Linked DNA regions of Homo sapiens: region 1 is linked to region 2. The links are chromatin loops, found by intact Hi-C in ENCODE. Cell type or tissue: Caco-2. All regions are shown on one strand.

The links. Peaks named below come from ENCODE experiments on the same cell type or tissue, not always from the same donor. Only the 100,000 strongest peaks of a DNase experiment are listed, where the experiment ranks them.
Region 1: it touches region 2 in a loop (3-fold over the local background); 2 of 110 quality-filtered maps call a loop at or near these places.

What each region holds. Positions count from the first base shown.
Region 1 is chr2:170,452,399-170,460,398 of GRCh38, reverse strand. All of the region lies in intron 23 of MYO3B (myosin IIIB), which reads right to left. Among named protein-coding and RNA genes, the nearest start is that of MYO3B-AS1, 110 kb to the right of the region's middle. In Caco-2, no CTCF peak of the experiment used is centred here; DNase peaks (open chromatin) are centred at 4,148, 4,569 and 5,418.
Region 2 is chr2:170,392,616-170,400,615 of GRCh38, reverse strand. It overlaps MYO3B (myosin IIIB), which reads right to left. Exons shown (of 35, transcript NM_138995.5): 17 at 302-428. Among named protein-coding and RNA genes, the nearest start is that of MYO3B-AS1, 46 kb to the right of the region's middle. In Caco-2, a CTCF peak has its summit at 3,377 (motif pointing left); no DNase peak of the experiment used is centred here.

The sequences.
Region 1 (8,000 bases), 60 kb before region 2:
CTCCTGCCTCAGCCTCCTGAGTAGCTGGGATTACAGCTGCACACCACCACGCCTGGCTAATTTTGGTATTTTTAGTAGAGACAGGGTTTCACCATGTTGGTCAGGCTGGTCTTGAACCCCTGACCTTGAGATCCGCCCGCCTCGGCCTCCCAAAGTGCTGGGTTTACAGGCGTGAGCCACCACGCCCGGCCTAGAATAGGTGATATTGAGAGGTGACAACATGCTAGCAGCCCGTGCTAGCAGCCCTCGCTTACTCTCGGCGACTCCTCTGTCTCAGCATCCACTCTGGCCACGCTTGAGGAGCCCTTCAGCCCGCCACTGCACTGTGGGAGCCCCTCTCTGGGCTGGCCGAGGGCGGAGCTGGCTCCTTCTGCTTGCGGGGAGGTAAAGAGGGAGAGGTACGGGCTGGGAACCAGGGCTGCGCGTCCCTTGAGAGCCAGCATGAGTTCCGGGTGGGGGCAGGCTCAGTCGGCCCTGCACTGGAAGCGGCTGGCCAGTGCCGCTGGCCACGGGCAGTGAGGGGCTTAGTATCTGGGCCAGCAGCTGCGGAAGGTGCACCAGGTCCCCCACCTGCCCACACCACGCTCAAATTCTCGCCAGGCCTCAGCCACTTCCCCGTGGGGCAGGGCTCAGGACCCGCAGCCCGCCATGCCCAAGCCCCCCCACCCCCAGTGGGTTCCCATGCGGCCCGAGCCTTGAGCCTCCTCGACGGGCACCACCCCCTGCTCCATGGCGCCCGGTCCCATGACTGCCCAAGGGCTGAGGAGTGCAGGAGTGTGGCGCCGGGACTGGTGGGCAGCTCCACCTGCAGCAGGATCCAGTAGGCAAAGCCAACTGGGCTCCTGGGTGGGGGTGGGGACTTGGAGAACTTCTATGTCTAGTTAAAGGTTTGTAAATGCACCAATCAGCACCTTGTGTCTAGCTAAAGGTTTGTAAATGCACCTATCAGTGCTCTGTGTCTAGCTAATCTAGTGGGGACTTGGAGAACTTTGTGTTTGGCTAAAGGATTGTAAGTGCACCAATCAGCACTCTGTGTCTAGCTCAAGGTTTGTAAACCCACCAATCAGCACCCTGTCAAAACAGACCAATCAGCTCTCTGTAAAATGGGTCAATCAGCTCTCTGTAAAATGGACCAATCCGCAGGATGTGGGTAGGGTCAGATTAGGGAATAAAAGCAGGCTGCCAGAGCCAGCAGTGGCAACCCGCTGGGGTCCCTTTCCACGCTGTGGAAGCTTTGTTCTTTCACTCTTCGCAATAAATCTTGCTGCTGCTCACTCTTTGGGTCCACTCTGCCTTTATGAGCTGTAACACTCACTGCAAAGGTCTGCAGCTTCACTCCTGAAGCCAGCAAGACCACAAACCCACCGGGAGGGATGAACAACTCCGGACGGGAGGAACAAACAAACTCTGGACACACCATCTTTAAGAACTGTAACACTCACCGCGAGGGTCCATGGCTTCATTCTTGAAGTCAGCAAGACCAAGAACCCACCAATTCACAATATGTTATTGGAGTATTTTCTAATTGAAGAATTTAAAAAGGTCTTCGGTTGGTGAGGGATCTCTTGTATATTTGCATATTCATAAGGTTCTCCTGAACTTGGAATGGATCTAAAAGAATTTCCGACAAGGAACAAACCAGAAGTTGCTTCTCTCAGCCTTTTAAACTAGACCTCTCTCTGTATCAGGCCTTCCACGGAGCTCCAAAGCCAGCCCCAAAACTCCAAACCAAAAGGGCTGAGAAGGCTGTTGTGTAGCCTAAGAGTTTGTCTTCCTGAGCTAATTTCATTATAGTAGTAGTAGCATCATTTAATTTTTTAACCAAAAATGCTTTTAGAAACAACCTGGAAAGTGGGTTCTATTAGGGCATCATCTAGCAAATAATTCTTCCCAAAAGTGGGGATTTGACAAAGAGAAAATCCTCTCCAAAGTATATGTTCTTTACCTTAGGATAAAAAAAGAGACCAGAAAAGCTTTTCTAGGCTGAGTGATTGCTATTGACAAACCTGGTTGAAATTCTTGCTAGCTGTGTGGCCATGCACCTGTTACACTCATGTGCCATAGAAGTAGGACATTTCAGTCAATGGTAAACTGTATATACTACATTAGTCCCATAGATTATAATGGAGCTGAAAAAATCCCATTGCCTAGTAATGTTGTAGACATAATGTCATAGTGCACTTCATTACTCATGTGTTTGTGGTGATTTGGTGTAAACAAACCTGCGCTGCCAATCATATCGAAGCAGAGCATGTACAATAATGTACAGTATATAATACTGGATAATGATAGTAAATAACTATGTTACTGGTTTACGTATTTACAATACTTGTAATCATTATTTTAGCCAGGTGCGATAGCTCATGCCTGTAATCCCAGCACTTTGGGAGGCCAAGGTGCGTGGACCACTTGAGGTCAGGAGTTCGAGACCAGCCTGGCCAACGAAGTGAAACCCTGTCTCTACCTAAATATAAAACTTAGCCAGGCGTAGTGGTGGGCACCTGTAGTCCCAACTGCTCAGGAGGCTGAGGGAGGATAATTGCTTGAACCCGGGAGGCAGAGGTTGTAGTGAGCCACGATCATGGCACTGCACTCCAGCCTGGACAACACAGCGAAACTCTGTCTCAAAGAAACAAAAAAGTAATTATTTTAGGGTGTACTTCTTCTACTTACATTAAAAACAAAACAAAAAACATTAACCGTGGAACAGCCTCAGGCAGGTCCTTTAGGAGGTATTCCAAAAGAAGGCATTGTTATCATAGGAGATGATGACACTATGCGTGTTAGACCTTCTAGTTGGACAAGATGTGGCATTAGTAGAAGACAGTGATATTGATGATCCTGAGCCTGTGTAGGCCTAGGCTAATGTATGTGTTGGTGTCTTTGTTTTTCACAAAAAATTTTAAAAATAAAAGTAAAAAATTTTTAAATAGAAGTTTATAGAATAAAGATATAAAGAAAGAAGATTTTTGTACAGTTGTACAATGTGTTTGTGTTTTAAGCTAAGTGTTATTACAAAAAAAAAAGTGAAAAAGTCTTTTAGACAGACTTGTCCCAAACCATTCTTTGTTTTACAGGCCTTTTTAAGTTCATAAAAAAAAGTTAAAGTAAACTAAGGTTAATTTATTACTGAATAAAATGCATTTTAAAATAAATTCAGTATAGCCTAAGTGTACATTATTTATAAAGTCTACAGGAGTGTACACTAATGTCTCAGGCCTTCATATTCACTCGCCACACACTCACTGACTCACCCAGAGTGACTTCCAGTCCTGTAAGCTCCATTCATGGTAAGTGCACTATGCAGGTGTGCCATTTTTAATCTTTTGTACCACATTTTTACTGTATCTTTTCTATGTTTAGATACAAAAATACCACTGTGTTACATTGCCTACAGTATTCAGTACAGTAACATGCTATACAGGTTTGTAGTCTCACAGCGAAAGGCGATAGCTTATAGCCTAGGTGTATAGTAAGCTATACCATCTAGGTTTGTGTAAGCACACTCTATGAATGAACGACGACAAAAATCACCCAATGACAGAGTCCTCAGAATATATCACTTTATTAAGTGACTGATGACTGTATTTAACTTTTAAAAGCCTCTGTTTTCCTCATTAATAAAATTGGTTAGTCAAAACTGCTGCCTTGCGCACATATAACAAATAACATTAGTTCTCCTTCCATCATTACTGTGATTGATTTAGTTTTAGCGTAGTTTTAAATATCAAGGATGCAAAGTGCGTTCAGTGGCAGAAGGAGAGTTCTGCTACCATGCAACTCAGCAAGGAGATCTTTTTATTTATTGGTAAGAAAAATAGTTCTAATGAAACTGTTGGGGTACAGAAACATATACCCCATGTTGAACTGGGTTCATATACCCCATGTTGACATGTTGAACTGAAGAAGAATCAAGGTCTCTCTGATACCCCCAACCCCCATCTCTTAATCCTCTGTCTCTCCCATAGCCCAGGATGAAGCTGTTCTCTGAAATTCATTTATCTGCCTAAAGCCTAGACCCACCAAAGAAAACAATTACCTGTGATCCCTTCCCTGAGTTTTTCATTAACTAAACTCCTATCACAGGAAGAAGGGCTGCAGTCTGTCAACACAACTGGACAGACTTGTCCCAAACCACTGTTTGTTTTGCAGACCTAACAGACTTTGTCCCAGGCCATTGTATGTTCTTCAAGGCCATTAAATTCCCCTAAAATCATTTACCGCCCCACCCCCCCACCAAAATATCCACACTTCTCCATCTCCCTCTCCCTTAAGAAGGGTATATAACCATCTGTGTACCATTTGTCTGGTGGGTAATCACTCTGTGATTCTCCCCTATTCCCGTTAATACATCTGTATGCATTTTCTCATATTAATCTGCCTCTTGTCAGTTTATTTTCAGCAAACTTTCAGAGAGTGAGGAAGTCTTCCCTTGGCCCCTATAAGACCAATATCAAAATGATCAATAGAAGCCATATTCTGGACAAAACCATTGTCTGTCTAACCCAGTATACTTTCCTCCTACAACACGGACTTACAAAACAATGTAAGTCAGTTGGAGCTGAGCAAGCGTGCTTTCTGCCCACATGATAAACATCCTGTTTGGTTCCTTGTGAATGATTAGCCTTCAGAGTAGTCACGAGTAAGTTTTACAAATTGTGTTACAGTCCCTACACCACAGCAGTTGAGCAAGCTTCTATATACATATGGGCTCCACACATGGAATTTTAAATAGTTATCAAAACTTGAGTAATACAGTATCTATTGAGTGTTTCCTATCTGAAATCACTGTACTAAACACTTCCTATGTTATGTCACTAAATTCTCAAAATAACCTATGAGGTAAATAATATTATTCTTCCCATTCCACATATGAGGAAGTTAAGACTAACATATTTTAGGTAGAATTCCCAGAGTCCTACAGCCAGTAGATGGCCATGCCTATATCTGAACCCACTTTGATTCCTAAACCATATTTCTTAAACATTATATACTGCCACTGAAACCACCTTTGCAAAAATTATAACTGAGACAATTATTACAGTGAAAAGAGATCTGATGACTCCATCTTGCTTCTAACCTCCAGCCTGTCCTTTTTCATTCCTGGGTGTAAGCTGAACTAACTTTAGGAGGAATTTATAGTTTTGCTTTGAAACAAAGACAATAACAGCCCTTTCCCAAAACAAACCCCCTTCCTTCCTGGGGACTAGACTGCCTTTGCAGGACTAACAAATTAGCCACAAGATTAGAAATCATGGTTTAGGAGTCATGCAGCTGGAGACTGCAAGATTCTAAATTTTTCCAAATTGCTCCTGGGGATAACATCAGTATTGTAAGACCTAAGATCAATGCTTGAGGTATTTTACAGACCCGGCACTCGATGGAACAGCTAGCACCACCCAGCTCAATAAACTGGCTCATCTGGTCTTGTGGCCTCAACCCAGGAATTGACTCAGTGCAAGAGGACAGTTTCAACTCCCTATGATTTCATCTCTGAACTGACCAATCAGAACTCCTAATGCACTGTCCCCCCTACCCACAGAATTATGCTTAAAAATTCAGATCCCCAAATTCTCTGATTTTAGTAATAAAAAAAACTCTGGTCTCCCACACAGCTGGCTCTATGTGAATTACTCTTTCTCTAGTGCAATTTCCCTGTCTTGATCAATTGGCTCTGTCTAGGCAGTGGGCAAGGTGAGCCCGTTAGGTGGTTACAAATTTGGGGGCTGGTCTGGGATTGCCTTTGTGGCTACCTGCCCGTGGTTCGGTAGCCCCTCTCCTTTGATGGATCCAGAGGCCAGCCCAAGCAGCCACCTAGTTCTCTTGGATTAGGGGCTGACTCGGGCACTGTCTCTACTGGCAGGTCACTGCCAGCCCAATGTGCATGAATTTAATTGCAATAGAGAAATAGTCCTGCGGAGACATTTCATAACTGTAGCCCCATGGTAGGATGTCTGTCTGTAGCTCCACCACAGGGTGTCTGTAACTGGAGCCGTATTGCAGGGTGTGTCTCTGTCTGTAGCCCAATCTTGGAGTGTCTGTAGCTGTAGCCCCATTATCGGTGTCTGATTTGGTGGGTATTCTAGGAGCTGCCAACACCTCCTCCCTTCTCCTGATAGGTTTGGCTCCTTCAAGGTCTCAGCTGGCCCTCCCTAATGAGTAAGAAGAGTCTTGGTTCCAGAGATTTCTCCTCAATCAGGAAGATTCTGGGGAGATTTCTCAGATGGAGAATAGGAGGTTAGTTTGGAAGGAATACTCTTGGAATTCTTGGCAAGGGATCTTGATTTGGAAGGCCTTCTGTCCATCTTGTCTTTGTTGTGTGTGTGTTTGTATGCGTGGAATGGATCTCTGAAGAAACTGCTAACCAAAGTCCAGCAGGCCTAACTTGAAGAACCCTCTGTAAGTGTAATTGCATTCGGTTAGCCCTGATGAAAGCTCAACAGGCCTGACTCTGTGATTCTCCACTCTTCGTCTTGCCCAGAGACCACTCATTGAATTCCTGGTTGGAGGTCATCCCTCCTCACCTTAAGTGGATCAAAGATGACAGAGACCAATGGGAGAAAGTTTGAGCCTTGTTAGGTCAATACTGGGTGTGGAATGAGGTGACTAGTGTCTGTTTTGTTACGGGTATTTTGCTTAGACTGGGATGGAAAATGTTAATTCAGTTCCTCATGCAGACTATCGGGCAGCATCTTGCAAAACTAGAAAGCTTTTGCCTATGGTTCCATAAAACAGAAAGTGATCATTTTCTTTTGTAATGGGGCTTGGTCCCCACAGCTATGGTGTGGTGAGCAGGGTCATCAAAAGCTGCTCTGTTCTTCTGAAAGTTGCAGAGAAAGGGAGCCCAGAAACCTGGTACCTGGTATGCTGTCAAAAAGGGTAAGAATTTCTTACCAGCCAGGTTTCTGGTCAGTTGGTCGCTCTCTCTTTCTCTCTCTCTCTCTCGTGTGTGTGTGTGTGTGTGTGTGTGTGTGTGTGTGTGTGTGTGTAAATGGTAAACATCACTGTTAGTCTCTTCTGCAAAGGTATGATTAATAGAAAAAAAGGATTTGTGAAACTCGTCTTATTAGGCTGCAGCAAATCTGGTGTACTTTGTGCAAAGAATTTGTCTTTCTGTAATGGAGCGGCAGTGCCACAGGATAGAACGTGGGCTGTGGACCCCTAAACCCCTACTTTTCAAGCCAGCCTGGCAGGCTTGTCAGTTACAAACTTTGCTGCAGGCCCCTGAAACCAATACCGGATGAAGTTTCTCATGTTGTTTTATGTCCTTAAAATCTTAACCATGTGACCATGTGGGGATACTTTATTTTAGTCTCTGCCATCCAGAGGACAAGGATTTTGTGGTTCATGTCATAGCTAGTCCTAAAAATTATCTTAAGCACTTTAAAGCCTTTGCAAGCTCAAAATTGGCTACTCTAGGCCTCTTTTGGGAAGAACAATAGGAAATGCTTAATGTTGTAGTTCCATAGCTAAGGCTTTGTTTTTTTGACAATGGCAGCCTAGGTTCAATTCTTCGCTTAGGAAATCAGTCCTTTCTGGTTTGTTATTTGTGTAACTTTTTGCCATTTATTGATTATTTTCCCCTATGGACGGCTTCTGATTTCCTGTCTTAATTTTTTATTTCTCTCAATTATCTTTGGGTAGATTCTAAATCTTGTAAATAAAGAAACTGTTTACTGTCTCTTTGAGACACTTTATGCATCCATGGTTAAGTTATAACCTTAGTTAAAACTTATTAATTTCACTGGGAGCTTACCTGTGGTAGAATTCAAAGGCCAAAAATATTGGCTTTCCTGGCTGGAGTCTGGAATAAGAGATTTTAAAAGTTTTTTTAAAAAACAAAAGAGCTCTACTGTTAAAATCAGCTTAATTAAAATGGATATCCAAGCTATACATACTTAAAAGGCCTTTATCTTTTTCCTCTTCTTGAATCATATTTTTCTGAAAAAGGCTTTTCTTCTCAGTTGACGGAATTATTTTTCTCCATTTTGTCTTTTTGT
Region 2 (8,000 bases):
CTGGCCAAGATGGTGAAACCCCGTCTCTACTAAAAATACAAAAATTAGCCAGGCGTGGTGGCAGGCGCCTGTAATCCAAGCTACTCTGGAGGCTGAGGCAAAGAACTGCTTGAACCTGGGAGGCAGAGGTTGCAGTGAGCGGAGATTGCACCACTGGACTCCAGCCTGGATGACAGAGTGAGACTCCATCTCGATAAAAAAAAAAAAAAAAAAGGACCAGCAAATGCTGCATTATATTTTACAGAGCCTAAAGAAGCACGTGCTTTGGCAACAACACAGCCCACAAATATCAAATAATTACCATTTTGCAAAGCTTCAGCATTGGGCACCTCACTTTTATCAGTCTGATGTTGAGAGGAAATAGCTGCGAACTCAATGTTCCCAATATTCAAAATCCCAGCCAAAATTCTGTACACTGAGTGCACCTCCTGAAAAGGACATCAAGAACCATATATGAAGGTCATTGCCAGTCAAACTAATGAACCATTAGACCTGTAGTGGAAACTACTAGTTGTCTACCAAAGTCCATTCTCCCTCTTTTCCTGGACACACAGCAAAATTTCCCAAACTTCTTTGCAGTTAGAGGTCGTCATATAACTACATTTTAACAATGAAGCAAGCAGAATGACGTGGGTCACTTCTGGGCCCAGGCCTTACCGGCATGAGCATGCCTCCTCCACACTTTCCTTCTCATTATTGCCGGCTGGAACTCCCAGCACAGCCTTACCATGCCACTGATGAGGATGCCTTAGACCAACAATTGCATAAACGGAGTTGCTCTGCAACCTGAACCTCTTATCTGGAAATGGTTATTAAGAGATAACTAATCTTCTTTGTTCTTTAAGCCACTTTCAGCCTTTTACCCTAACTAATACCAGCTCCCAAATTCAGGTATGATCTTTTGTTCAAAGCAAGAGAGGAGCTGTTTCCTTAACCTCTTTTGAATATCGCTTTTATGAAGTAGTTGGGAAGACATTCATTCATGGCTCCTAGAACATTTTAAAGTTAAATGATGGAATATATAGTTATGAAGTCAGGAAATATTTTGAAAGACTCACTAGAAATTATCTGTGATAATTGTATATTAAATTATATTTTTATATAACAAGAAATATATATAATTAACCTTTTTTTTTTTTTTTGAGATAGAGTCTTGCTCTGTCACCCTGGCTGGAGTACAGTGGCACAATCTCGGCTCACTGCAACCTCTGCCTCCCGGGTTCAAGCAATTCTCCTGCCTCAGCCTTCCAAGTAGCTGGGATTACAGACATGCACTGCCACACTCAGCTCTTTTTGGTATTTTTTAGTAGAGACGGAGTTTTGCCCTGTTGGCCAGACTGGTCTCTCTCTTTTTTTTTTTTTTTTTTTTTTTTGAGACGGAATTTCGCTCTTGTTGCCCAGGCTGGAGTGCAATGGCGCGATCTCGGCTCACTGCAACCTCTGCCTCCCAGGTTCAAGCAATTCTCCTGCCTCAGCCTCCCGATTAGCTGAGATTACAGACATGCACTACCACGCCCGGCCAATTTTGTATTTTTAGTAGAGATGGGGTTTCTCCATGTTGAGGCTGGTCTCAAACTCCTGACCTCAGGTGATCTGCCCACCTCAGCCTCCCAAAGTGCTGGGATTCCAGGCGTGAGCCACCACTCCTGACCAACAACTGACTTTTAAACAACACAGGTTGGAACTGCACATGTCCTCCTATACATAGATATTTTTCAACCAAACACGGATCAAAAATACAGTATTCACAAGATGTGAAACCCACATATACAGAGGGCTGACTTTTCATGTCCTGACTGCAGGACTCGAGTATGCTTGGATTTTGGTATATGAATTGGGGGTTCCCGGAACTAATCCCTCACATATACGGAGGGACTATTATATTTGTTCTTTGCTCCCAGTTCCTGGCACAAAAGCATCTAAAACCCTTGAAAGTGAGTGATAGGAATGCTAGGAGTCTTTCGTTATTTACAACAAGCCCCTTTCAACCATACCTGAGTTTATACTAAGCAAGTGACTCTTGGTGGACCTCTAGATAGCTTTAGGATGGAGAGCTGGTTGCCAGAGGAACCAATCATGTGATTAGAGAGTTCGAACTTTTGGGTCCTCCTCAACCCAATCTCTGGGGAGCAGAGAGGGATTAGACATTGAGTTAATCACTAATGGTCAATGATTAACCAATCATGTGAATATAATGGAACCTCCGTAAAAACCCCTAAATGATGAGATTCGGAGAGCTTTCAGGTTGGTGAACACATGGGTGCTGGGAGAGTGGTGTGCTCAGAGGGAATGGAAGCTCTATGTTACTTCCCACATACTTTGCCATATGCATTTTTTCCATTTGACTATTCTTGAGTTGTATCCTTTTTTTTTTTTTTTTTTTTTTTCTTTTGAGACAGAGTTTTGCTCTTGTTGCCCAGGCTGGAGTGCAATGGCGTGATCATGGATCACTAAAACCTCCGCCACCCAGGTTCAAGTGATTCTCCTGCCTCAGCCTCCTGAGTAGCTAGGATTACAGGCACCTGCCACCATGCCCAGCTAAATTTTTGTATTTTTAGTAGAGATGGCATTTCACCATGTTGGTCAGGCTGGTCTTGAACTCCTGACCTCAGGTGATCCACCCGCCTCGGACTCCCAAAGTGCTGGGATTACAGCCATGAGCCACCACGCCCAGCAGAGTTGTATCCTATATAATAAAACAGTAATGGTAAGTAAAGTGTTTTCCTGAGTTCTAGAAACTATTCTAGCAAATTATCCAACCTGAGGAGGGAATTGTGGGGACTCTCAATTTATAGCCAGTCAGTCAGAAGTATAGGAGACAGAAGTATAGGTATCTGGAGTCAGAGTAGTCTTGTGGGACTGAGCCCTTAGCTTGTGGGATCTGATGCTAACTCCAGGTGGAGAGGGTCAGAATTGAGTGAATTGTAGGACACCCAGCTGGTGCCAGATAATTTGCAGGTATGGGGGAGAAAAACCCACATATTTGGTGTCAGAAATGTGAGTAAAAACGGTTCCGATTATCTAAGCTCTATTTTTATATTGAAAGTTGAATACATATGTATCATTAATGGTAAAAAGAAATTAAGGTGTATTTACTTATTTAAAAACTTACATTTTCTATACGTGAAACAACGAAATATATAGCCAGGAAAATTTTGCATTTTATGCTTATAGACAGAGAAAAGTACTTTCACAAAAATACTCAGGCAGGTAACTTGATTTGGTACTCTACACAGCAGCAAAGGAATAGGAACGGTCACTGGACCATTGATAAAGCATTGCCTCACAGATTACAACTTCCTATAAACATTACTCAGTAAAGCCAAAAAAAGGAACACAGACTATAATAGTGACATCTGCTGGATACCTGATAATGCTACAAAGACAAATGAAGATTTTAAACGAGGCTTCTACAATGGATAAATGTTATTCTTCCAACTTCTAAATCAAAGGCAATATGTCATTTTTTTTTACTTTAAGAATCATTGTTTAATCACCCAACTTAAGAGTGGCTAAGGAGAACACCTACTAAGTAGGTTTTCTGGGACTTGCTCGGATTTAACATGACAGCACCTCGTTACTTTGATCAATACAGTGTGAGGCTTGCTCACTACACTGAGCAACTCCCACAGAGGCAGATCCCAGGGGGTAAAACAGAGACTCTTGCAGTGAGTTCTACATCAGCTGTTTCTATATCGAGGTTATCTGAAACTCTCAGTACTCTTAGAAAAAATAAATGTATTTCCTGTAATTAAAACACACATCACACAAAGACTCTCTCTCTCTCTCTTTCTTCATGTATTACAGTACAAGCTCTGAAACCTCCCAAAATAAGACTTCCAGCATTTCACCACTGGGATAATCACCATAGAAAATGACTGTCAAAGACTATACCCTTGAAACCAGCATCTTGCCCCGTTGCTTCTCTGGCACTACCCTCTTCAGCATAGTGCCTAGACAACCATTTAAAGTGAAAAACTATCTATGACCCTGAGAAAAACTTTTAGGTTCAAACACTGTGTGAATCACTGAAATTAATGACCGATTGGGTCTCCTTCCTTGATTTAGTGAGAACTAACAGCGGGGTAACCAATGCTCACCTTATTAAGGAGTTTATATTTCTGGGCTATTCCATCCACTTGACTCCATCAGTCCTAACCTTGGGTTAATTAGTTCTCCCTTTCTGATCTAGGAGCCTCTGCTTTCAGGTCAAAACATCAGTTACACTCATGGCAAAATTCAATTAGTTATATGTCCACCTGAGGGATTACTCTTCCTGCCTTAAAACTTTTCAATCAAATTTTTCTTATTGTCTCCCCAACAGACAGCCAGGGAAGGTTTTTTCACCTTCTTTACCTTGTCCATTTTCTCTTGCTTCATCTCCAGCTACAGAGCCTTTCCTGGCATCTCTGCCTTTTCTGCAGAATCTTGCTACGCTGCTGTCTCTTTTTATTTCTACCAGTTTTCAGCTTTCTATATTATAAAGTGGAATAGCTTTACTCAAGAAGACCAAGTCCTCCAACTGGGTTTCTCAATTTATTGTTGATGGGTATAAACTGTTTCACTACCAATCAACAACAGTGGGGAAGAAAGAGCATTTCTCCATCAAAGCCCCACTGCAGGATGTCTGATATTTTCTTCTCTTTTCTCATAAGACACTTCTTTTGATGTAGTATTCTCTTGATAGAGTTGAGGCTAATTGAAAAGTAGAGAGAAAACTTAGTTTTCTCTGTTAGCCTGGCGCTACTCTAAGAAAATCCCCCTTGGCCTGGCTCACAGGCATCTCCGGTAGTTGTTTCTCTGGTATATCCCTAGGAATTTACTTCCGTTCCCAGTCTCTCTTTCCTTTCTTTCTTTTTTGTAAATCTCGTCAGTTTTTCATCAGTTCTTCCCTAAGCACTGCATTAGGACCAGCTGAAGGACCTCCCCACAGGCTCTGTTCCAACACTTCTCGGTCTCCTTTGCAGAGGCTCACAACTTTTGTCATCTTAAAAGTCAATGGTATCCTATTGTCTGTCATCAAGACATTAGAAATCCTCAAGACTCCCGAGTCATATTTTCACATATAATCCTTCAATCTCTCTTCAGAGCAGTACTCTCTCAATTCATAATCTATTTTGAAGAAAGGGAAGAAATTTTGCGCCGATCTCAAAGGCTTCTCCCTAACCTCTCCAACAGGGATCTATAGTGTACGTCCAATCTTGACCATCACATAGATCATCTGCCCAAAAAGTTTTCATGTAGCATTAAATAGAAACATATCTAAAACCCAATTTATGTAATATGTTAATTCCTACCAGGAAGACAAATATAATTTTAAACAAAAATAGTATGGTTTGGCTCCAGAAATAAGAGTTGAAAAGCACAATCTTCACAATAAGGTCTTAGGTATAATCCCCCAGCCCTCCACAAGGAGTCATCATCATTATTAGTGGAAGACTCCTCCACCAGGGAAATTTCTTTACAATAAACTCAGGGTCAAGTGTTCTTTCAGATACTTTGGCTGTTGTCCCAGAATTAAAATTCATGCTCCTGACTCCACACTAAAGTTTGCTACTCATAATTTTGCTGTAAGGGTTTGAGAAAAACTAAAGGGATTCCTGCAGGGAACTAGTGACATTGTAAGAAAGGAGAAGAACCATAATTTTGATTGACTTGATCAGTTCATTTAAGCTTTATCTAGAAATGTCTGCCAGAAAAACTTAAGAGAAAGTTCTGTTACATCAGCATTTGGCATCTGTTTCCTGACTACCTTCAACTGGATCTTTCTGAATTTAGTCACACTACTTTTTGAGTTTATAAACATGAAGTGAACTGAGTTAACTCAGCAAAACAGGTTGTCAGCAGAGATAGAACCACAGAATTCAGAGTTGGAGAGAGAAGATCCTGCTTCTTCCTTTCATTTCTAAGGTTGCAGCTTATATAAATTGGTTTATTTCCTGTATGAATTAATGTGGGACATGGTGAAAATATACACACATAACACCATTACATTCTGGTTATTCATTTAACAGTACAGACCAGGCACAAATGAAAAATGTTCACCATCTTTTACATTTTTTTCTTTTCATGTTTATTCATACAGTCATTCATTTATTTCTATTGTACCTTTTTTCCCAGAGGGGCTAGGGATGGCTTACTTCAAGGACATATACTTAACATACTTAATTCTTCTGTTTTTAATGCTTTAGTGTTGTTGTACTAAAACAGATTTTAACAGTTTTCAACGTTGTTTATCCTGAAACAGATAGCATCTGTTTTATTATTATTAGCAGTACATTGCTATTATTAGAATGGCACCATTATATACTTTCTTTTAACCCACCTAAGCCTGAGGTTGCAATGTTTTGAATTTTTGCAATCAGACCTTGGTGATGACCTTGAGCAGTAGGGTATAAATAACTCCCACATGTTTAGCATTCCAATAATGGAACACTAGGCATAAATGGGTTCAGCTAGGATCAGTCTCTTCACAGTATTCTATAACTATATTTGTACTCAAAGAAAACAAAATATTAACTCTGTTAATGATTATTAACCTTGACTTCTCTATGGTTCCTGTACCCTTTTAAGGACATGTGCCCCTGCGTACTTTGGCATGACACAAGTGACTTTAAATTGCTCCACTGCCATTCCTACCATGCTTTAACTCTTCTGGGGATGCATCTTTGATTTAAAAAACCTGTTCTTTAAGTTAATAACCACAAAGGTCCTTTAACAATGCTAGAACCTGTTTAATTGCCCCCCTCTAAGAAGCCAAGGAAAATATATTTATATTTTTATCTGACCTTTGGGATTTTCCATTGTCTGTCAGTTTAAAGTCTGCGGGAGGCTGACAGAGAAAATTAACAGCTGGCTAGACAGAAAAAAAAGAAAGGTACTATTATGATTAAAATCAACCATGCAGGGGAGGGAAGGGCTAGCCAATCATACTGCATTACACAGAAGTAATCCTTTATCTGGAGTGGCCATCCCAGGGTAACTGGAGTGTCTTGTAATCTAATCCCTTAAGATTTAACACTCTCACCTACCTCCTAATAATTCACCCCCTTTGTTGGAAAAGCAAAAGAATCTATATATTTTGCAAAATTGATGGCATGAAGCCCAGAAACTATGACATAATGTATCACAGAGTAATATTTGAGCCTAGGGTTATAAATATTGTCTGTCACCCCTAGCATATATTTAATACAGACAGCTTGTATCTAGGATGATAAGGGTAGTACAGTATTGGCCAGGCATGGTGGCTTATGCCTGTAATCCCAGCACTTTGGGAGGCTGAGGCAGGTGGATCACTTGAGGTCAGGAGTTCAAGACCAGCTTGGCCAACATGGTGAAACCCCGTCTCTACTAAAAATACAAAAATTAGTCAGGTGTGGTGGCACACACCTGTAACCCCAGCTACTCGGGAGGCTGAAGCAGGAGAATCGCTTGAAGCCAGGAGACAGAAGTTGCAGTGAGCTGAGATCCCGCCACTGCACTCCAGCCTGGGTGACAGAGTAAGATTCTGTCTCAAAAAAAAAAAAAAAAAGTAGTACAGTACTTAGAGCTATAGTTAATAATGTGCAACTGTGTACCCTGGAGAAGGAAATAACTGCAAGAAAGTTGAAAGGGTTTTAATTAGTTTGTCTTGTTACCTAAGGAGCTACTTGCATAAATATATTTCTGTGACTTGGGTGTCATCTACATATTCCTGTACTCCTACCCCCCGTTCACTTTAATGGTTGGAAGAACGCTCAATCAGAAAAAAAACCCACAGTATTGTTTTGGTATTTGTTATTACACGTGTAATGAATTGATGACAATGATAACAATTTATCAGCACATGGTCCTTAAAACAGTGCTCCCCTAGTTTGATGTTCATCTGGACTTCTCGTTAAAATGATTATATTCTGATGCAGTCATTCTTGGATAGACCTCAGGGTCTGCATTTCTAATAAGTTCTCAGGTGATAACAATGTTTCTGGTCCTGGGACCACACTTTGAGTAGCAAGACCTTA